Linked DNA regions of Homo sapiens: all the other regions are linked to region 3. Evidence: chromatin contacts called from ENCODE Hi-C or POLR2A ChIA-PET data. All regions are on one chromosome and are shown on one strand. The core of a region is the stretch at or near the end of the contact, and the rest is flanking DNA. Distances in the headings are between cores, read along the strand shown.

The links. A loop is a pair of places that touch in the nucleus more often than their neighbours do. ChIA-PET counts read pairs that join two places held with the same protein, here RNA polymerase II (POLR2A). Pooled maps may share reads with other maps.
Region 1: a loop to region 3 is called in a map with no recorded cell type, with 14 times the contacts of the local background. The contact joins the promoter of ZYG11A here to the promoter of BTF3L4 in region 3. A Hi-C loop is called at or near these places in 3 of 37 single-sample maps with no recorded cell type and 7 of 50 pooled maps.
Region 2: a map of CD4-positive, alpha-beta T cell shows a loop between it and region 3 (3-fold over the local background). The contact joins the promoter of EPS15 here to the promoter of BTF3L4 in region 3. A Hi-C loop is called at or near these places in 4 of 168 maps with a recorded cell type or tissue (CD4-positive, alpha-beta T cell, ascending aorta and naive thymus-derived CD4-positive, alpha-beta T cell), 3 of 37 single-sample maps with no recorded cell type and 13 of 50 pooled maps. POLR2A ChIA-PET finds 5 or more read pairs at or near these places in 2 of 52 experiments (GM12878 and activated CD8-positive, alpha-beta memory T cell).
Region 4: a loop to region 3 is called in a pooled map, with 8 times the contacts of the local background. The contact joins the promoter of GPX7 here to the promoter of BTF3L4 in region 3. A Hi-C loop is called at or near these places in 8 of 50 pooled maps. POLR2A ChIA-PET finds 5 or more read pairs at or near these places in 3 of 52 experiments (GM12878, K562 and activated T-cell).

What each region holds. Positions count from the first base shown.
Region 1 is chr1:52,841,245-52,846,704 of GRCh38, forward strand. It overlaps ZYG11A (zyg-11 family member A, cell cycle regulator), which reads left to right and starts at 1,516. Exons shown (of 14, transcript NM_001004339.3): 1 at 1,516-1,729. The coding sequence starts at 1,640. RefSeq lists a silencer at 1,266-1,595 and an enhancer at 2,097-2,690.
Region 2 is chr1:51,517,944-51,523,605 of GRCh38, forward strand. EPS15 (epidermal growth factor receptor pathway substrate 15) reads right to left here and starts at 1,323. Exons shown (of 25, transcript NM_001981.3): 1 at 1,256-1,323. The coding sequence starts at 1,288. It overlaps EPS15-AS1 (EPS15 antisense RNA 1), which reads left to right and starts at 329. Exons shown (of 5, transcript NR_183651.1): 1 at 329-503. It also overlaps a transcript of OSBPL9 not described here. RefSeq lists an enhancer at 578-1,506 and silencers at 737-1,206, 1,357-1,546.
Region 3 is chr1:52,055,012-52,060,749 of GRCh38, forward strand. It overlaps BTF3L4 (basic transcription factor 3 like 4), which reads left to right and starts at 1,284. Exons shown (of 6, transcript NM_152265.5): 1 at 1,284-1,368; 2 at 4,824-4,890. The coding sequence starts at 4,837. It overlaps TXNDC12 (thioredoxin domain containing 12), which reads right to left and starts at 180. Exons shown (of 7, transcript NM_015913.4): 1 at 1-180. The coding sequence starts at 85. RefSeq lists silencers at 204-608, 1,469-1,708 and enhancers at 774-1,487, 1,488-2,199.
Region 4 is chr1:52,601,022-52,606,623 of GRCh38, forward strand. It overlaps GPX7 (glutathione peroxidase 7), which reads left to right and starts at 1,350. Exons shown (of 3, transcript NM_015696.5): 1 at 1,350-1,526. The coding sequence starts at 1,389.

The DNA.
Region 1 (5,460 bases), core at 266-2,765, 790 kb after region 3:
CAAGAACATGAACACCCTCCACCGTTAACAAAAGCATATTGGCGGGGGCACGGTGGCTCACGCCTGTAATCCCAACATTTTGAGACGCCGAGGCGTGCGGATCACCAGGTCAGGAGATCTAGACCATCCTGGCCAACATGGTGAAACGCTGTCTCTACTAAAAATACAAAAATTAGCCGGGTGTGGTGGCGCGCGCCTGGAGTCCCAGCTGCTTGGGAGGCTGAGGCAGGAGAATCACTTGAACCCAGGAGGCGGAGGTTGCTGTGAGCTGAGATCGCGTCACTGCACTCCAGCCTGGGCAACAGAGCGAGACTCCGTCTAAAAAAAAAAAAAAAAAAAAAGCATATTGATTGGACTTGCAGTAAGAAAACTCAATTTTGACTCCCAGGTTGGCCACTCATCAGCTGGCCAAAAAACGTGTTGTCTATTCAACCTGTCAGTTCTTCAGTTTCCCTGTGAGAAAAATGGGGATGATACCTACAGCACAGGATTTTTTTTCTTCTTGTAGTAAGTGGATTAAATAAAAGAATAAATAAATGAAAGAAAAGCATTAGGCAAAGTACTTAAAAATAATTTTAACATCTGAATCCAATCCACTTATCAAGGACTTACTATGTAAAAAGCATTGTGATGTGTTTTACATACATTATTTAATCCTTACATTAAGTCTGTGAGATAAAGCATTCTCATTCTATTTTACTGATGAGGAAGTTGAGCTTCAGAGACATCAAGAATCTTGCTCCAGGTTCTCAAACACTAGATGGCTGAGCGGGCATTCTAATTCAGGATTCAAACTCCAAGGCTCATGCTCTTGAGAACTTTCCTTTTCCAAGGTATTGCTTTCTCTTAAATTAGCTAATGTGTACTAACTTGTGGAGTTTCTTTCCTGGAGAAAGTTAGAAGGGTCTCTCGGGGTTTCTTTCTTGGAGCAGGTTATAAGGGTCTTCTCGAGTACTTTTTAAGTAACAAGAAAGCTAAATAGATTTTTTGGTAGATACTTGCCAATATTTTGTATTCGTTTTATATTTGATTTATCCAGATACTCTAAGGAGTTGAAACAGAGAGGACCGTTAGAGAGGTGCTGTTGCCAGATTTTCAGGGGCAAAGTCTTTGAAATATATATTTTAATGTATGAAAGCTTTAAAAAATATATACATATATAGAAATAATGAATATGTGTGTGTGTGTGTGTGTGTGTGTGTGTGTGTGTGTGTGTACATGTATATATATATACAGTATTCCCCAAACCTACACAGCCGGTCCTCGGGGAATATCCTCTCAAGCCCTGAGGTGCAGGGCTGGGAAGGAGTGGGTGAGCGGCTGGGTCGTGGCAGGTTGGTCTGGGGAGGCTGGGGAGGCTGGGGAGGCGGGAGGAGAACGGTTGGCCCCGGCAGCGGCGTGTCGGAGGGCGGATGGGGCTAGGAGGCCGCCCGGGGGGTGGGGTCTGCGGCGGGCCGGCCCCCGCGTGCGCGTCGCCTCGCCGGGCATTTCAAAAGCTCGCCGGCAGGGCGCGGCGCTAGCTCCGTGTGCCTCGCAGGCGTGGTGGGCGCGTCCTGGCAGCCGCCCGCTTGGTTCTCGCGGGATCCGGGCTCCGGCTCGACGCCGGCTCTCTTTTTGACGCCCCGCCGCCGGGGTTGCCATGGTTCATTTCTTGCACCCGGGCCACACGCCCCGGAACATCGTCCCTCCTGACGCTCAGAAGGATGCCCTGGGCTGCTGCGTGGTACAGGTGAGCACCGGGGTGCGGGCGGCGACGCGGACCTCGGCGCCACGTCCAGCTCCGGCGAGCGCGGCGAGTCTCCTGGGACGCTGCCGAGGCACTTGCTGGGGAGTGTGGCCCGCGCGGGGCTGCGGTCTAGATGCCGAGCCCCTTCCAGGCGCAGGCGTCGCTGCGGAGGTGCGTTGTCGGGGGAGGCGGCCTGGGCGCCGCGGAGCGGGGGGTGCTTTTCTGCGCCCGGCGAAGCGCGTGGAACTTGCGCCCTGAGGCAGCGCGGCGAGAGCCCAGTCCCAGAGACCGGGGCGAGCCTCCTCAGGATTCCTCGCCCCAGTGCGGGCTGCTGTGAGCTTAGACGTAGGTGCAGGGCATGGCACTCGGCTTGGCCCGTAGTGGACGGTGTTTTTGCAGTCATGAACCCAAACGCCGCAAACCTTGACCGTTTCCCCACCCGTGTTGTGGACGCAGCGCCCCGCGGAGGCGGTGACCCTTTGGCCGTTACCACCTGAGGCCTTTGGGCCCGGGGCCGGGCGAGTAGCTTAGTCCGGCTGGGGGAACTGGAACCCGAAGTCTGAGATTCTTTCAGTTCCGCGCGTCCGCCCCCGTCCCCGTCCCGTCCCCAGCCTTTGCCGAATGCCTGTTACTCTTAGCTCTGGACAAAATGCAAACCCAAAGAATGTGTGTTTAGCGCCTGCTGTGTGTTAAGTGTCGCCTTTCTTTTCTTTCTTTCTTTTTTTTTTTTTTTTTGAGACGGAGTCTCGCTCTGTCACCAGGCTGGAGTGCAGTGGCGCGATCTGGGCCCACTGCAACCTCCGCCTCCGGGGTTCAAGCGATTCTTCTGCCTCAGCCTCCCGAGTAGGTGGGACTACAGGCGCGTGCCACCATGCCCGACTCATTTTTTGTATTTTTAGTAGAGACGGGGTTTCACCATGTTGGCCAGGATGGTTTCGAACTCCAGACCTCGTGATCTACCCGCCTCGGCCTCCCAGAGTGCTGGGATTACAGGCGTCAGCCACCGTGCCCGGCCAAGTGTCGCCTTTCTAAAGCAGTCTGGTAACCCCTAGTCTTTTGTAGGCTTTGCTAGGCTCCATTTTACCGATGTAGGGAAGTTGGGAGCTCTGAAATTTAGTTGACTTGCTCGTGAACTTGAATTTCACCTCAGGTGTTCAGACCTCTGGCCCCACTTTGGAAAAAACCCGCCAAGGGCCACCCTTGGGGAACTCGAGGGATTGAGTGGTGAAGGCTCGACCCAAAATTTATGGAGAGAAGGAAATGTTCTGATTAAGGTTGTGCTTTACATATTAACGCCTTGTTGGAAGACTTTGTGCCCTGCAGTGATCTAGCCTGTAATCTTTTGAACTCATTTAGAAAAGTTATATAATTTGTGGATTTGTAATTAATGGAAAACTTGGATTTTTTACGTGTGTGCTAGCATCGTCTCAAGCACATTTTTTCCTGCTTGGAATCGAAACAAGATTTCTTTACAAAAGTACTCACACCCATTTTCTCTGTCTAGTTCTGGGTATATCTCATTTTCTTTGTTAAGGATTTTATTTATTTTTAATTAATTATTTTAATTACACAAATATTGCATGAATACTTTTTTCCCTATGAAACATACATACAATTATTTCCATTTATGTCATTTTAATCTTCTCTTAGCAATGTTTTGTAGTTTTTAATATAAAAGTCTTTTCACATTTTGTTAAATTTGTTCCTGTTCTTGATACTATTGTAAATACTTTTTTTTTTTGAGACGGAGTCTCCCAAAGTGCTGGGATTACAGGCATGAGCCACCGTGCCCGGCCAGCAAATATTTTTTAAAACTTTATATTACCTTGTGTATATATAAGAATACATAAAATTGATTTTTGTATATTGATCTTGTATCCTACAGCCTGGCCAAAGTCACTTAGTTTTCTTTATTTTTTTGTAAATTTTTAAAGATTTTCTACACAGTCATATTATTTTCTTTTTATCCTTTTAATTTTTTATTTTTAATTAAGACGGTGGTTTCCCTATTGTCCAGGCTGGTCTTTGAACTCCGGCTCAAGCAATCCTCTTGCCTTGGCCTCCCATATCTTTTCAATTTTTTGCTTCATGAATTTTGAAGCTATTAGTAAGTTCGTATGCATTTAGGAATGTTAATTCTGCTTGATGAATTGGCCCTTTTATCATTAAGAAATGTCCATCTTGATCTCTAGCAATATTCTTGTCCAGAAGCCTCATTTTTTCTGACAGTGTAGTCACTCCAGTTTCCTTGTGTCTAGTGTTTAACAACTGTATGTTTTAAATTGTGTCTCTTGTAAACAGCAATCTTGCATTTGTATGTAGCCTAATGGTCTGTGCTTTTTTTTTTTTTTTTGAGACGGAGCCTTGCTCTGTCACTCAGGCTGGAGTACAGTGGTACAATCTTGACTCACTGCAACCTCCGCCTCCCGGGTTCAAGCGATTCTCTCGCCTCAGCCTCCTGAGTAGCTGGGACTACAAGTGTGTGCCACCATTTCCTGGCTAATTTTTGTATTTTTGTAGAGACAGGTATTTTTGTAGAGGCGGGGTTTCACCATGTTGCCCAGGCTGGTCCTGAACTCCTGGCCTCAAGCGACCTGCCCATCTTGACCACCCAAAGTGCTGGGATTACAGGCGTGAACCACTGCACCCAGCCTTTATTTTTGAATTTTTTTTTTTTTTTTTTTACAGAGGACAGGAAAGTAAACATTTTAATTTTTTTAATTAAAAATGTATTTTTTAAATTGATTTTTGCAGGGAGGAGAGAGTCTCACTCTGTTGCCCAGGTTTGAGTGCAGTCTGTGATCATAGCTCATCCTCCCTCCTCAGCCTCCCTAGTAGCTAGACTATAGGTGTGCACCACCATGCCTGGCTGTTTTTTATTTTTTGTAGAGGCTGAGTCTTGCTTTGTTGCCCAGGCTAGTCTCAGACTTCTGGCCTCAGCCTCCCAAAGTTCTGGGATTCCAGATGTGAGCCACTGTGCCCGGCCTTTCTGTGCTTTTTAATTAGAATAAATATAATTATCAGTATTGTTGGGGTTAAGTCTACTGTGTTGCTATATATGTTCCATTTGTCTTGTTTTTTCCTTTTCTTTTGAATTATTTAGAAAATACCATGTTCTCTTTTGACTTAGTAGTTCTCTCTTTCTCTCCCTTTCTCCTTCTTACTCTTTAATAGTCACTCAAAGGTAGCTGTTTTCAAAGTGTGGACCCCAGGACCTCCAGAATCCCATCTCTTCCATTAGCCTGCCTGTTAATGAAATTTGCAAAAATGTAAAACAGTGCTGCTGTTCTCAACTAAGCTAGTTTTTAGTTCTTTTGGAAATCATGGCTTTTTAAATTTTTATATATATATATATATATATATATATATATATATATATATATATATATATATATATTTTGAAACAGAGTCTCACTCTGTTGCCCAGGCTGGAGTGCAGTGGCATGATCTTGGCTCACCACAACCTCCGCCTCCCAGGTTCAAGCGATTCTCCTGCTTCAGCCTCTTGAGTAGCTGGGACTATAGGTGCACGCCACCATTCCCGGCTAATTTTTGTATTTTCAGTAGAGATGGGGTTTCACTATGTTGGCCAGGCTGGTTGAACTCATGATCCATCCACCCTGGCCTCCCAAAGTACTAGGATTACAGGCAAGCCATCGCGCCCGGCCAATTATGGCTATTTTAAAAAATGTTATCTATGTTAACATGCTCTGAGTTTTTAATTTTTTCTATGT
Region 2 (5,662 bases), core at 73-2,572, 540 kb before region 3:
AAACTCCACTGCCGAAATGTTTGCCCTATCCCAGCGCTAAAGCCTTAGAAGCACCGACGAATCTAGGCCAAGGAGTACAAGATGGCAGTGAGATACCACAATGCAGGCAAGGAAGACGGGATGGGCCCCAATCGGGAAGCACGCGCCACCAGCTCTGGAGAGAACCGTCTGAGGAGACGCGGGGGAGAGTTTGGGTCACAGGAGCAGGAAGGAACTGGCAGGTGTCTGTCACCTTATCATCCCGGACACCATGTTTACATTGTAATTGGCTTCTTTACAGAGAGGGAGGGACCAGGTTCCCAGTGTGAGTGATGTTTAGAGGTTTTCTGAGAAGCACAAGGACTGGACTTTGACAGGAAGCAACGAGGCAAGAGGGAAGCTCGAGAACAGGTTTTGCTGAGGATTCCCCCCAAGAAAAGTGCTCCCCGGGAGGCCGTTCCTGGCACCAAGACTGGCGGAGCCACCACACCCGTTAAAGGGATCCACCTGGACAGCGATCAGGCGTGAGCCCCCCGAGGGGAAGTTGAAGTGGAAGCAGACGTGGGTGGCAAAAGGCTGCATTGGGGGTCTGACCCAGAAGGAAACCTGATCAGGAGGGGGGAGAGGCTGAACGGAGGAAGGGGCCGGCAGAGTGGGTAGTTGAGTAGGATGAGACTTCTTTGGAGGCGAGGCTAACTACATTAAACTCTGGGAAGGGAGGGCTTCCGTCGGACCCTGGGAGAAAGGCAGGTCTGGAGAGGAAAGACTGGCTTGGGGGGCCTGCGCGTCCGGCTCTGGAAGGCAACTCCTACTGGGGGCGGCGCGCAGCCGGCCTGGCGGGCGAGCCTCGTGCGGCCCGGGGGTGCGGCCGGCCCGCGCGAGCTCAACAGGAGCTCACCTGGGATGCGTGCGGCCCTGTGGGAGGAAACTTCCTGGGTAGGTGAAAGCTGCCCCGCGGGAGCCGGCCCGGCACCGGCAGAGCGCGGCCGGGTCACAGTCCACTCGGCAGCGGCGCGGAGGGCGGCGAGGGCCGCGCGGGGCGGGGCAGGAGGCGCCCGACGACCCTGGGCGAGGTCGCGGCGGCCGCAGGGGGGCTCCGGCTCCGGAGGGCGCCCTCCCGCAGTCGCACCCGCTTTCCCTCACACACACCGGCCGCCCGGCCCACAAGCCAAGAAGCTGCCTGCTTGGCCCACAAGCCAAGAAGTCGGCGAAGCTGAGGGCGGTGGGGGAGGGGGCACCGGCCGGCCAAGCCCGGCGGACGGGCGTGTGGCGTTACCTGTGTCAGAGAGAGCTGGGCCGCCGCAGCCATGGTGTTTCCATCATGCAAGGGAGGGGAAGGAAGACGGGCTGACTGGGGCTCGGGGCGGGGAGGAGGCGGAGGGAGCGGCCGCAGGCGAGGCCGGGGCGGGCGGGCGGGCGTCTCCCCTAACTTCCACAACTTCCCTCCCCACGCCCGCCCCGCCCCGCCTGGCCCCGCCCGCCTGCCCGCCCGCCGGAGCCGGCCGCGGCGCCGCCCAAACCCTGGCGCCGGAGTCTCGGCCACCGGACCAGAGCCTGCCCCCGGGGCCGCCTTGGAAAACCCGGCGCGGACATAAAATTAAAGCGGACGGGCTGCGGAGGCGACTGCAGATTGACCTGTGAACTTCAGACAGGCCACCTACCTACGCTGAGCTCCTGCTTCTGAAAAATGGGGGAAATTGTAACTAGAGGCCCAGTTACTTACAAAGACTAAATGAGATAATGATAGAAAATAATAATGGCACTTTATATATGCCAGGCTCTGTACTAGACTCTTATTTTTTGAATTGTATGAATGAAGGAACTGAAACACAAATAAGTGTCTTACTAAGGTCATACAGCTAATTATATAGCTGAATTAGAATCCAAGTCTAACTGTAAATATTTAACCATCTGCTAGTATATTGGAAAAGAAGACATTAAGTCATTCCCTCCCACAGCCAAAATCCATTTGGAAAGGGGAAGCAAAAATGTATTTGCCTGGTGCCTGTCACATTTAGATTGTTTAACAAGGGAACGCTGGTGCCTGTAGCACTCCTAGCTTCTCCCATCATCCACTTAGCAAACTCCTCCTTCTTTCTCAGGACATAATTCAAGTTTCACCTCCTTTGCAAAGTATCTTTTTCTCTTCCTTATGTCAGAGTTACACACTCTCCTTTATAACCTTTCTTCTCTACCTTGTGAAGTCATCACCCTAATGACAGTTTACACCTATCTATCCCTCTAGATTAAGAGCTCCTCAATGGCAAGAACTGTTTTCAATATATTTCTATATCGTCAGACCCTAGCATTACAGTGCATGCTCAGTAAAGGCCTTCGTTCCTGCCTATATTAAACATAACACATCCTACACCTTCTGATGCTGCCAACCTTCAGTTGGAATACCCAGTTACTTGAAATTCATCTTCAAAGTCTCAGAGTATATACCACCTACTTCAAGAAGCCTTCTAGGAACTCCACACCCCACCTCTAAGTTGTTCTGATGTGACCGTTTTTATACTCTGCCTTATCTGTAAGCGTTAGTTGAGGGTTTGTCTCCACCTCACTGCACTGTAAAATCCTTGAGGACAAGGGGCTGACTCACTGCTTTATCTCCCTCATAGTTTAGCCTACCACAGAGGCCTCAATAAATGTATTTGCCCGAATTGGTCTTAATTTCTTAGTCACGATGGCTTCCCATTACAACAAACCACAACTCTATCAGGCCTACACCCATTACCATTATCATAGCAGTCCCCGTGGTAGGAGGGACAACTGAACAAGACCCAGGATGGAGTTAGCCCCACCTAAGTTTTTAGACTATTGCCTCCACAAGCAAACCATTCCAGAAATTTCCCAAGGAACTCCTAATTCTACTCAGACTCCTTCTGGCAAAGGCCAGCTAACAAGAGCAAGCCATATAGGTCTGGTGAGTAACCACTTATTCAAGAGCATCTTCCTTGGCTTCTTTTTTGCTGCTAATCTCTTTAACTGAAGAGAGAATAAGAGATACTGTTTTACATTACTTCACTTTGGTACACTTATCAGCCATAACCACAACCGGTGTTTCTACCGGTGTTTTCTACTTTATATTAGCACATTTGAGCTTCACAACTCTAAAAGGAAGTAATCGTCATACTCACTTTACAAATGAGGTAATGCAGGGTCACAGAGGCTAAGTGATTTGCCCAGGGTTATACAACTGATAGACAAAGCAGCATAGTATAGTGAAATAAATAGGACTCAGACATTAGGAATATCCAGGTTCCATTCCTGGCTCTCCCATTCACTAGTTGTATGCCCTTAGGGTTGTTGTGAGGATGAATGAGATGACATATACAAAAGTGCCTAAACTTGTAGCTACACAAATTATGAAATCTGAAAATCATGGAGCAAATCGCTTTGGGGAGTATAATTTCACTTGCTATTCAAGGGGACTCCTCCAAACCATATGAGATGTAAGATATTCCTCTCAGATGAATAAGGTGGAAACCCTGCCATGTAGTTTCCGGAAAGGCAGTGCAGAGTAGCAAAGAGAATATTAAGAATCAGAGTGTGACCGCAGGCAAACCATTTAACCTCTTTGAGCTTCAGTTTCTCATACAGGAAAAGTAAGGAATTATTACTGTTTTAACTTTTATATGATTTATATTAAGTCAAAAGCACACCTTACCCAGGCATGGTGGCACATGCCTATAGTCCCAGCTACACAGGAGACTGAGGCAGTTGCACAGAGCACGAATTCAGCCTGAGCAACATAGAGAGACCCCATCTCTAATAAATAAATAACACCTTGTATGTATACAGTATTGCTTTTCACCGTTTATAAATGTTTTTATTTTATTTTTATTTTTTTGAGACAAGGTCTCACTCTGTCACCCAGGCTGGAGTGCAACGGTGCAATCTCGGCTCACTGCAACCTCCACCTCCTGGGTTCAAGCGATTCTTGTGCCTCAGCCTCCTGAGTAGCTAGGATTACAGGCACCCGCCACCACACCAGCTAATTTTTTTTTTTCTAGTAGAGACAGGGTTTCACCGTGTTGGCCAGGCTGGTCTCGAACTCCTGACCTCAAGTGATCTGCCTGCCTCGGCTTCCCAAAGTGCTGGGATTACAGGCGTGAGCCACCGTGCCCGGCCAAATGTTTAGAAGCACAACTTCTAATGTTCAGTAAGTACATTATAAAAGTTTGTTGAATTGAACTGAATACAATCTCATATATAATTGTTATTTGGATCTTCACTTTATCCCCATAAGAAAATCAAGGAACAAATATTTTATAAATTTATTTTATAAATAGCTTCTATAAGTAAGAGCCATTGACAGCAGGCTTGGGTCTTGGTTAACAAAAAATAAAAAGAATCAGATGCCCTAGCAAGGGAAGACTTGCTTAAAATCTTTATATGGGAATTGCCCCACGTCCCCTTCCAGACCACTAGTAATTTGTAGTGGCTTCTTTCTTCATTCGTAGGTTCTGGTTTAAATTAATGACATGTAATGGGAGATGGGAGCATGTCTATAGGGAAGAGAATAATGGGCCAAATTCCCAAAAAAGGCCTAGAACTTCTGAGAGAGGTGTTTTTGTTTGTTTGTTTGTTTGTTTGTTTTAATGACAAACCAATGACAATTTGCAAATGTGTGGCCCAGATCTCGTCAGAGCACTGGGTCATATCCCAAATCTATTTTAGGAGAGGAAAAATGTAGCCAATCGAATATATGTTATAATCTAATTCATTATAACAAGAATGAGTTGCATGGAGCAGACAAGAAGAATTTATCTGTTTTTTCTAGGACAACTTAATGTCTCTGGGTCACTAAGCCTCATTTTCCTCATGATTACATTGAAGATAATAATATCTACTTTGTATGGATGGTTTAAGGATTAGAGCTCATGTATAATGGCCTATCAGAGAGACTGGCCTGGAATAGATGTTCAATAAGTAGCAGCTATAAGATACCATTCTTCAAGATCACCATTTAACTCTCTACCCTTCAGGCAACCCTCCAACAACTAAGTTGGTTTGACAGATATATTAGTTACATGAATGGGTCTGCCAGACCAGACCAGGTGGCTCACATTTGTAATTTTAGCACTCTGGAAGGCCGAGGCAGGAGGATTGCATGAGCCCAGGAGTTCAAGACCAGCCTGGGCAACATAGTGAGACCTCGTCTCTATTTTTTTAAAATCAATCAAATAAAAATAAATAAATAAATAAGAATAAGGGTGCTTTGAACAACTGACATATCCCTGTCATTGAAAAAGTAGATGTTCCCTAGGTAAACAAAGTTGTATCTGATGACTTAAATCTGAATACTAATAACCAACAATTGCTGTTTTCTTTTTTTTGTTTTATTTATTTATTTATTTTATTTGAGACAGTGTCTTGCTATGTTGCCTAGGCTGGTCTTCAACTCCTGGGCTCAAGTCATCCTCCTGCCTCAGCCTCCCAAAGTGCTGGGATTATAGGTGTGAGCCACCGCACCCAGACAAATTGCTGCTTTAATGTGCATTATTTCATTTATTCCTCAAAACAGCTCTACAAGGGTTATTTTTAATCTTTTTTTTTTAACAGAAGAAGAATTTGTCCAAATTCATAATGACAAAGCTGGGAATTATACACAATTATACACGGGTCTTCTGATTCAAATGCGCTTTTTCCTGGGGTGTGTTGCTGGTGTCCTGCAGAC
Region 3 (5,738 bases), core at 34-2,533:
CATTATGTCCATCAGAAGAGATGACGAGGAGCAGGAAACTGAAGCCCAGCAAACAGGTGGCCCCGAGACGAGGCCGCGTCTCCATGGCAGTAGGTGCGCGGGGCCACGGGGCTGAGCGGACGCAGGGCCGGAGTCCCAGCAGACGGTCCACACAGTTCGCCGAGCGCCGCTCAGCACAACACCTCTACTTCCCAGATTTTTTTTTTTCAAACTCTGAAGGAAGTGATGTTAGACGGATGTGGGTGGTGCCTCCGGGGTCCGGTTTGGGATGGAGTGAGCTTAAAGGTGCAGATCACGTAGAAGGGTACGAGAGCTGTTCTCGAGCGCGAGTTGCTTTTCGTGGATTCTGGGTGTCCAGGTCCCGGGACGGAGCGGGAAAATGTAGGCCAAGATAGTAGGGGCGGGGGAGAGGTTCGGGAGAACCGTTGCTCCTCGCGTCCGCCACCCAGTCCAGCCCCTCCCCCCAAGAACCGCTGCACTTCCTAGTCAAAAGCAAATTATTGATTCGTGAGGTCAGTCGCTCCCAACAGTGGGCGGATTGCCCACTGGCCTCGGATTCTCCTTACCCCTCCACAAATCAAGACTGGACAACTGGATTTCATTGTTAGGTTCCTGCGAGGGTCTCTGAGGAGACCTGGCAAGCCTGTTCTGCGGTGCGTGGGCTCGTGCCGTGCAGACATGCACTTTCCCGCTGGAGAAGCTCTGTACCTTATTTTTCCTTGCAACCGCAAATCTTCTACTCAGGGATGATGCAACCAACTGATGCAAGCTCCAAGAAAACCAAACTTGGGACCTCTTATTGCAAAACTGACTTAGGTGGACTTAGGACACCAGGATATAAGTCACTGCAGGCTAAAGTGTAAAGCTTCTGGTTATTTTTCTTGTAGCTTGAGGATTTCTTCCCAATTTTTCCCCTTCGCTGTATAACAAACAGGTGAAAATGTCCGGTCTTTTTCTTCCTGGTACTAGTTGAGTCCTAAAGTCCGTACTTAATGCATAGCGAAAAAGCGACCTAACAAAAGTACACACCCAAATAAAAACATACCGACCACCCTTTTATTAGGTTCCCTAAAATTGTAGGCAGGGACACAACAGAACGCTCGGGAGACTGCAAGCCCCAGGATGCCGCGCGGCCACCTGCACCTGCCGCCACTAGCACTAAGAGGGATGCGCAAAGCAGGCGGGGCGTTGGAGTTCAGATGTTCGCTCCCGGGATAGGCTGCCCCGGAGAGGGAGAGGCGGGGTCGGCTGTATCACGTGGATCTGCTCCCGCCGCCGCCGCCGCCGCCGTCGTCTTTCTCTGTCTCGGCTGAGGCAGCCATCTTTCTCTTGCCGCGTGCTGGTGTTGGAGGACCCTCCCTGCTTCAGGTGAGACCCCCGGCGGTCCCGCCACTTCACGGCCATAGGCCGCTGCGCACGGTCTCCCCCCGCCCTCCCCTTCCGACACCCGCCAACCGCTCAGGCTGCCACTTCCGCCGTGGTGCGGCGAGCGGGGGCGGAGGCGGCTGGCTTGGCCTGTCGGTTACCGGCGGCGCAGCTGGGGGTCGGCACCTGTGGGAAGGTCCCCAGCACCACCGCCCCCTGTGGGAGCGAGCGGGCCCGCCCTGTTGCCGCCCAGACCCTGTCCCAGGAGGCAGGTGGACGCCCCTCCTCTGTTCCATTACTCCTTGCTCACAACAGCAGTGTTGTGTGCTTTGAGCTTTATACAGGCTCTCTGTTGTCATCTCATTTGATGCTCCCAGTCTACAGATAGGGAAGCTGAGGTTACCACTTCCCGCCCTTGAGTCCAGGGAACCGAACTCAGTTACAGCACTCTTCACCTTGTAATGGCAGTGTTTGTTTACAAGTCGGCGTCCCTTGCCCATCTTTATAACCCCCCTCCCACTGCCTGCTGACCGACAGGCTCAGTGTTGCACAGCTAGTGAATGGCGGTTTCAACTTCCGTTCCCACATTCTTGCAGTTTACCATAGTTGTCCCCTCGGGAGTGGTAACAATAGTTACCAGTAACTGTGTATCTTCTGTGAACCATTCCCTGTGGTTGATAATGTTTTAACCCTCAAAACAACCCTGTGAAGTACGTGGTGTTATACCTTTCCAAATGCAGGAGGAATACAAGTTCAGAGAAGAAAAATACCTTTCCCAACTGGTAGAACCTTGGTCTTTCTGATTCCAAAGCCTGTGCTTGTCTTAGAGAAACCCTACATAATAAAAAGTCAGGACTCAAGGTTGCAATTATTTTTATCTCTGTGTAAACATGATGTATGTGAAAGTGCCTACCACAATGCTTCTAACTTAGGCACTTAATAAATATAAACCTGTTTACACCCTTTCTTGAGTCCTTGAGAACAGTGCTAAAAGATCCTGGAATCCCCAAGGAAGAACTCATTAATCATGTGGCTTTAGGAAGTTACTTCTCCCTTTTGGGCCTAGGAAGGGACTTCTCCCTTCTGGGCCCTTATTTCCTAATCTATTAAGATGGGAGGGAGGGAACTGTTTCGTTTGTAATTTATACTTTGCTGGTGCTAGCAGATGTTGAGATGACATCACAGATAGGAATGATGGGTGCAATAAAGTAGAGGTTGATTGAGAATAGAGAATTAAACCAGGTGATCTTGGAGGTCTACTCCAGATTCTGAGCTTGACATCGCATAGACTGAGTCCAGTCCTCTTTCCTACTTGAATTCCACACACCACAACTTGCCAAGAAACAAAAGACTACTCTTGTTCCTCCCCTACTGCCTTGAGCTCTCAGTCTCCCTAAAATCATTTTTCTCTGAGATACTCCTTAGGAACAAAATTTCTCAATTCTGTTGTCCTGACCACCTGGAATGGAATCTGTTCTTTCATCTATACCTTGATTTGAAGAGTTAATTTTGTTCTTGCTTTTATTTCAAACAAGTCAAGACTTTGTCTTGGCATCCCAACCTCTGTCTGTTCTCTTGGGAATTGTTACTTCAAAATGCAGAAGAATCCCAAAGGGTTTACCAAGTATCTAGGTCTAATGTTTTTCCTTAGCCCCTTTTTTTTTGCAATAAATTCCTTTGGCTCTTTGTTAGTTCACTACACTCTCATGGCCACATTCCTTTGAGAAAAGTGAATGTTGGTCCTTTTCTGTGGATATTTGAGCATAGGAATTGGGATTTAAGTCATCAAATTTAAGTCTATGGCAGAGCTAAGATTGGCACACATTTAAGACTTCTTGTTTTGGACTCTAAACACACTTCCTCCTATAAAAGTGTTTTTAGCTGCTTCAGCATTGTGATACAGCGCTGAGCAGAGTGAAGAATCATAAATTCTAAATATTATTTGGGATCTGGACATTAGCCTTAAAGAAGAGATAGATATATAGGTTATTGCCTAAGGATAGTGTCAAAGTACAAAATGGTTAGTAATTATATAGTCTTTGATGCTGCTTTTTTTAATCTCTCAAATGAAGCAAACAGTATTTTTTTCATGTGAATGATGACTATACAGGGTTTAGAGAATTGGCCAAAGAAGATTTGATAACAACCTAGTCCCTTATTCCCTCCCTCACATCTCAGTAATGATTTGTTGATCTGCAGAACAAGTAAAACAAGACTTTTAATTTGGCTTTTTTTTTTTTTTGAGACGGAGTTTCGCTCTTGTTGCTCAGGCTGGAGTGCAATGGCATGATCTTGGCTCACCGCAACCTCCGCCTCCCGGGTTCAGGCGATTCTCCTGCCTCAGCCTTCTGAGTAGCTGGGATTACAGGCATGTGCCACCACGCCCGGCTAATTTTGTATTTTTAGTAAAGACAGGTTTCTCCATGTTGGTCAGGCTGGCCTCGAACTCCCGACCTCAGGTGATCCATCCGCCTCGGCCTCCCAAAGTGCTGGGATTACAGGCGTGAGCCACCGTGCCGGGCCTGAATTTGGCTTTTCTTTGTTTATGTAATGTGGAATGTGATGACCCATTATAAACTTAAGAATGTTTTTTTCTTAGTGGGATTATCACTGACCAGACTAGATTCATGACTATAATTTTAGAATCTTCAAAATCAAGATTAACTTTAAAAAGCTTGTTTTAGGAGTCTCCTCTCTGCCCCCCCCCAACATTTATTACTGTAGCAAAGATATGTTTTTGTTAAATTGTGCAATGAAGCATTTTACCCTGTATGCAAGAATGTCTTGACAAGTATAACATACTATATCAGTGCAGGGTATTGAATGAACTCTGGAGAGTGCTGCAGAAGCACCAAATGTCTGAAAACCTGGTTCTCTTTCCCCATTATTAACATACCATCTGACCTTGAATAGAGGACATGACTACTTGATATCTTGACAGCTAGACAGCCTTTTGTTGAATTTCTTCTTTGTTCAGCTTTTTTTTCCTTTTGTCATCTTTATGGTTTATAAGAAATACAGAATGTGATTTGGGAGGAAAAAAATCTACTTGAAGATTTTGCTAATAACATTTGGTAACAGCTCTCTGCTGTAAAAATCTTTGGGGGAAAAAAACTGGCTTGCCTACAGAGATTTCATAATTGGTTAGGCTTAACTGAATGCCAAAGGATTGAATCATGTTTTAAGGAGGGATCTTTGAATAGGTGACTTTGAATCCCATTCTACTTTCTGTTTGTATATTTGATTCCCTCATGGTAATTTAATTTTGATTTTTAAAAATATCTGGTTTATGAAGCTAGAACAAGTTATTAATGTTTATTAAGAATATAGACAGTATTAATATGGTCATGGTGTTGATGCATACTACAAGCTCAGTGAACCAGAAGGTACTGTTGCATAAACAGTTTGTTAATTTCGGCAAAAGAGTGACTTTAACAAATCTATTTTTCCCCCCCTAGATTTACCAACAGCATGAATCAAGAAAAGTTAGCCAAACTTCAGGCTCAGGTCCGGATAGGGGGCAAGGTGAGTGTGGCATAAGAAAAATTGATAGGAGAATGTATGATTACCAGATAGTGTTATTATTTCGGATTTGTGGTCATTGAAAATCTAAAATCTTTTCAATAATCAAGATCAAACCACATTCCAATTTGAAAATAACTTGTCTAGATCTAAAATAGGTAACTAGAACACTTTTCTCTCTGATGATGCAATGGAAATAGCCACATTTGTTTGAATCCTAACTCTTACCATCTGCTAGTTATATGATGTGAACAAGTTATCCAACCTTGTTAAGCTTCCACTTTCTTATCTGCAAAATAGAAATAATCCTACATAAGGTGTTTAAAGATTAGGGTAATATTTATAAAACACCTAATGTGGTGTCTAGCACAGAGTAGATGCTTAATAAATTATAGCTATTATTATGGTTAGACTCACTTGCAGGGCATACCAGATGTTAGGGTTACTTTGTCTTGACTGGATGTTACCTACTTGTACAGAGGTTTAGCTGGAGATGCTTAAGTTGATTATATATTTTGTTCATTGCCAGGTTTTCCTCACAAATTCTTACCTGTTCTTCCATGTTGGTGAATATGAATATCAGCTTTCTTATTCCCTGTACTTTTTAAAGCCTAAGGAAGAACTAGTTGTGAGCAACTGAAGTCTTTGATTCTCTTCAGCTGTGGCACCAGGCTCAAGGAGAATATTCTACCCATATCTCTGCCCAACACAATCTTTGCAAAAGTGAAAGAAAGAATAGTACTTACCTCAGACCTGAAGTGGTAGGTAGGACACTACTTTTTGTAGTGGGTCCCACTGTGTCATTTACACTGATGATAACCACAGTTCCTGGGGATGAGCACAAGGGAAGG
Region 4 (5,602 bases), core at 100-2,599, 550 kb after region 3:
ACCTTTGCACTTGTATGTTGCTTCATCCTGACCAATTTCTCCTCATTCTTCAGAGCTCAGCTCAAATCTCCCTTTTTCTGGAAAGCCCTCCATGGCCCTCCAGGCTAGTTTAGGTGGTACTCACCACAACAGTAATTTTAGAGCTATTTATAAATTATTTAATTCCTGTGTCTCCCTGGATAGAGATAATGCCCTCCTGTTCATCCCTGCCTAAGAATCACCTAAAGCAAAACTTGGCATAGAAAAGGTGCTCAGGAAGTTTTTGTTGATGACCACAGGAGTGCTTAGCCCTTACCACATTACATAAAATCTGCAGTTTACCTGGTTTCTCTCACACCAGTCTGTGAGTTTCCAGAAAAAACTCACAGCCTGTGAGTACAGGATCCAGCTCCATGTTTGACATTTCATGGGCTCAACAGGGGTTTTCTGAGCAGGGGGAGACATTGTGATGTGCTGCCCAGATCCCCCATCACTGAGGACTTAGGACAGACACCAGCTGCTAGGAGTGCTGTTAGCACAAAGCCTTTAATGTCAGCTTCTCCACAGACAGGGCCATCTTGGCCCTTGTTGCCCCACTTGCCAGGTGGCCCCACATCCAAGGACTGATAAAGGCAGGATGACCTGGCCATCTTAGCTCATCTGATGGGCTACTCTAGCTCTAGAGTCCCTGTCGAGTCAGCTAAAACTGTCTTGGGGCCTGCATGGAGCTCACTACTTTCCCCCTGTGCCACTCCTGTTCCCTCCCATCCTTCCCACGCCTGTTGATCCCAAGGGTGCTCCCTCATAAACATCCTGCACTCCAATCTCCATCTCAGAATCTGCTTCCAGGAACCTAACCTGCAACAGGCCCACGGTCCTCTCTTCTTCTCCCAGCCATCACTTTCAGGGAACATGCATTCATTCACCTGAAGTTTGCAGGCACCATTCAACTGTTAAAGTGTTTCGCATCCGTTTTTCTATTACTTCCATCCTATACCGACTAGCTCCACTTAACATGTGGAGAAACTGAGGTCGGAGTGGGGGCGTGACCAGGCCAGCCTAAGGCCGCTGCACTAATGAGAAGCTGAGCTCTCAGATTTTTGCCTCCCTGTCCCTGCCAAGTCGCTGTTTCCTGGGACAAGAGGGAGCCTCACTGAAACGAACTCCGGTCTCAGGGGACAGAATCCTGAAACCCTGGCTCTGGGGTCCGGGGCAGGGGTGCGCTGCCTCAGGACAGACGGTGAAACTGAGGTCCAGAGCCGGACATCCACCGCCTGCGGAGGGAACGAGAACGCGGCGCGTCCTGCCTTGCGGGCCGAGCGGCGCCAGAGCCGCCTCCTCCCGCCCCCCGCGCTAGATCCCCCCGCCCCGTCTTTGCCCTCGCGACGCCGCCACCTCCGGAACAAGCCATGGTGGCGGCGACGGTGGCAGCGGCGTGGCTGCTCCTGTGGGCTGCGGCCTGCGCGCAGCAGGAGCAGGACTTCTACGACTTCAAGGCGGTCAACATCCGGGGCAAACTGGTGTCGCTGGAGAAGTACCGCGGATCGGTGAGTGCGCGGGGTCTGGCGGCGCCGCTGGGCCCGGCCTCGCCCTGGCGGGGCCTGCTGGGGACGCCCCGCAGCCCGGTCCCCCGCGCGGTGTGGCTCCGAGGACGCTCCAGCCGCGCGGCCGCCAAACCCCGGCCCCCGCCCCGCTCGGCCGTGACCTCTGGCGCGGCGCCCCCATCCCGCGCCCGGCCCGGCCCGGCCCGCGGCTACGTGGCACGGCCTTGGCGCGGAGGAACCCGAAGCGCTCGCAGTCGGCGCCCACTTCGCTACCGGCACCTTTGGGCAGCGGGGTCCAGACCTTCGCCGGGAGGCCGGGCACCACTGCCCAGCCTTTGCCATTCACGGGTGAAAAAAGTAACCGTAGCATCGTGCGGCCTTTCCCTCTCCCGTCCTCATTTTCTGCATCTGGAACGGGGAGTGGCTGATTCGGAGTCCAGTGAAGAACACTGTGGAGATCAATGTGCAGGGCAGAGAGAGAGTTATTTCAGATGCACGGAGACCTCACACGGATCATCCCTGGGAGAGGGCACAAAGGCCCAGAGAGGGCAGGCATTCGCACAAGGTCACACTACACTAGAAAGACGGGGCCTGGAAGAGAACCCCACCGCCACATCCGGGGTCCTCTCTAGGCCAAGTCCTTAGATGGCAGCTCAGGGGCACACATAAGAGTCATCCAGGCTAATTGCCCCCTCATTACCAAGAGGGAATCTAAGCTCAGAGAAGACTTCGGAGAGGAAGGGTATCTGGGTTGAGTCTTTGAATACGAGTGGATTTTAGCAAGACTAAGAAGCAAACAGCAAGAAGGGGGTGGGGGGGCGCGGGGCCAGGAGTTCCAGCTGTTGTGCTTCAAAGAGTCTAAAGCTGGAGGCTACGAGTGGTGGAAGATGAGGCTGAAACGACTGGCAAGGGAGCAGGCGGGACCTTGAACACTACATTGAGAGGCCTGCATGTCACATTATGTGCAGTGAAGAACTCCCAGAGTGGACCTCTTCAGGATGGACCTGGGGACTGGTGTGAAATGGCTGGGGAGTTGAAATCTAATGAACAGGTGGGCCAGCGTCCAGTTTTGGATGAACCACACAAAAATAGATGTCAACATTTTTCTCCTGGGAGCAACACCATCTTTAGTGAAGACCAGTACTCTATAAGCCTTGAAATTTTCGATTATGCTGGGAGTCTTGGGGACAGTAATCCCTGCTTGATTGTCCCCCAGAGTGTCGTGAGTTTCAAATCAGATGAAGGCGTGGATGCACTTAGTAAACTGTAGAGTGCTTTGCACCTGTGTTTGGTGGATCCCAGCAGGAACTTCATTTAGAACTCTGGGCAAAGAACCAAGAACAGGGCCCGCTCCAATTCAGGCCTCCTGTTCTCTCTAGGGCAGCTCACCAGAGAGCCCCAGGTTTAGCGTCTGACCAGCTCTGCTACTTATTAATTCGTTGTTCATTATTGAACACCTACTGTATACTAACTAGATACTAGGTCAGGCCCTGGGGATACAGTGGTGAACAAAACAGATACATTTCCACTAAATGGAGCTTACATGGGGTAAGGAGAAGAAAGACAATAAACAAGGAACTGAGAAATGCACGAGGTAATTCCTAGTAGTAGTAAGTGCTAAGACAAAAATAGAACAAGGTCACACAGCTAGTAAGACAGTAAGAATTTGAACCCAGACAGTCCAGCTCCAGAGTCTATGCTCTTAGTTGCCAAGTTCAGCAGTAAACCAGGGAACAGGGAGTCCAGAAAAGCTGTAATTGGTGCTGAGTTAACCCAGGCTAGGCTTGCTGCTTGGGCAATATGCTCATTCCTTCACCTGCAAACATTTACTGGCTCCTACTACATGTCTGACACTGGGTCCAGCTCTGATGACATAGTCATGAGCAAGATTGACATGGTTGATGCCCTCAGGCTAATTGGGACCATAGTCATTTAGACCAGTATGGATGAATGGGTGACCACTTGGGAATGTGTGGGGTTATGTGTAGTGTGTGCCTTTGTGAATGGTTTACTTCTTCTGTGTACAAATCTGAGTCTGTGTCTGTGCTTGTATATGTACATATGTAAATTAACTGTGTGTACTTGGGTGTGTCTGTCTGTGTTTTGGTTTCTAAGGACCAAGCTTTTTGGTTTCAGGGATGGAACTAGAAGCCAGATTTTCCCCCTTCCAAAAGAGCGGGCAGACATGCAAGTTGTGAGTTAAAAATAAGCAAGCTTTGGCCGGACGCAGTGGCTCACGCCTGTAATCCCAGCACTTCAGGAGGCTGAGGCGGGTGGATCACAAGGTGAGGAGTTCGAGGCTAGCCTGGCCAACATGGTGAAACTCCGTCTGTACTTAAAAAATACAAAAATTAGCTGGGCATGGTGGCGTGTGCCTGTAATCCCAGCTACTCAGGAGGCTGAGGCAGGAGAATTGCTTGAACCCGGGAGGTGGAGGTTGCAGTGAGCCAAGATCGCGCCACTGCACTCCAGCCTTGGTAACAGAGCAAGACTCTGTCTTTAAAAAAAAAAAAAAAAAAAAAAAAGCTTTAATGTTCTCATTGCCCAGGGATCCAGCAGGGGGAAAAAAAGGAAGAACCCTAACTGAGGAAGGGAGTTAACAGTCCCAGTTTCTCACCATTCCAGGCACAGTATGGTGTATGCTGACCTCAAATTGAGGAGGTTGTTCTAATAGCCAGTGGCCCCAGGCATGGGTCCTTTCTCACCTGGTGGAGGTAGGGTACAGGAGGTACAGCTCAGTGGTTCAATCATCTAGCCCAGTAGTTCTCAACTAGGAGTGATTATTCCCTTTAGGGCACAATTGGCAATGTCTGGAGACATTGTTGATTGTCAAGACTGGGCATCTAGTGGGTAGAGGCCAGGGATGCTGCCAAACATCTGATAATAAATAAACAGGACATCCCCCCGACAACAAAGAATTATCTGACCCAAATGTCAATTATGGAGGATAGGGCTAGGCTGCCTAGGCACCGGCTAGGGTTTTAAATCCATTAATAATATATACCTAGAAGCTAAAAACATAGCATTTGAGCCAAAATTCTAATCAAAGTCTTATAATCAAGTTCCATTAGCCAGCTTTGTATTTATTGCCTAAAGGCTTTAATAAATTTAAGGATTAGTCTAATGATAAAAGAAAGTGGTAGGCTGGGCATGGTGGTTCATGACTGTAATCCTAGCACTTTGAGAGGCTTAGCTGGTAGGATTGCCTGAGGCTAAGAGTTTTTGAGTCCAGCCTGGACAACATGGCGAGAACTGTCTCTACCAAAAGTAAAAATTAAAAAATTAGCCAGGTGTGATGGCACGTGCCTGTAGTCCTAGCTATTTGAGAGGCTGAGGTGGGAGGATCACTTCAGCTCAGAAGTTTGAGACTGCAAACGGTTGGGGGGATGTCCTGTTATGATTATGCCATTGCTCCAGCAGCAACAACAACAAAAGTGGTGTTAGTTCTCTGGAGAGGAGGGGGACAAAAAGGTGATTGCCCTGGAGTTATGAGGGTTCTTTTCTCAAGAAAACCTGTGTCTATGTTCCCATGCAGGCGTTTGTGTTTGTGTGCACACTTACTCATTCATCTGAAACTTACTGAGACTTTTTCATATGCCAGGCCCAGAGATGAAGTGGACATAGCTCCTGCCCTCAGTAGGTTCACATTCTAGAAGGGAGACTGACACAGTGCAGAGTGGCGAGTGCTAGCTGACTGAGCCAAAAATTGAGCCCAGGTCTCCCTTTGTACCCCCTCTTATCAGTTCTCAGTATGTGCTCACCAGTATGTGTGCCCCAGTCTGTGGATGTGCTGTGTGTGTGGGCATGTGTGGTGTTTGCTAACATGTTTGTATCGTGGTGCATGTGCATACCTATTTATGTATGTTGTATACTTATGTTCACAGATGTTCATGTATGTGTGCACACATCTGTAAGCTCCTGAATGTTTGATTTCATATGTGCCTGTCTGTGTGCATGTGTTTGTGTATGTGTGAGAGCACTGGACACACATTTACATATGTGTACACAGTGTTCTTGTATGTGTGAGGCAGTATTAACTGTTGAGGGAGTCACATATGTGGATGTGTCAGGGCATGTAC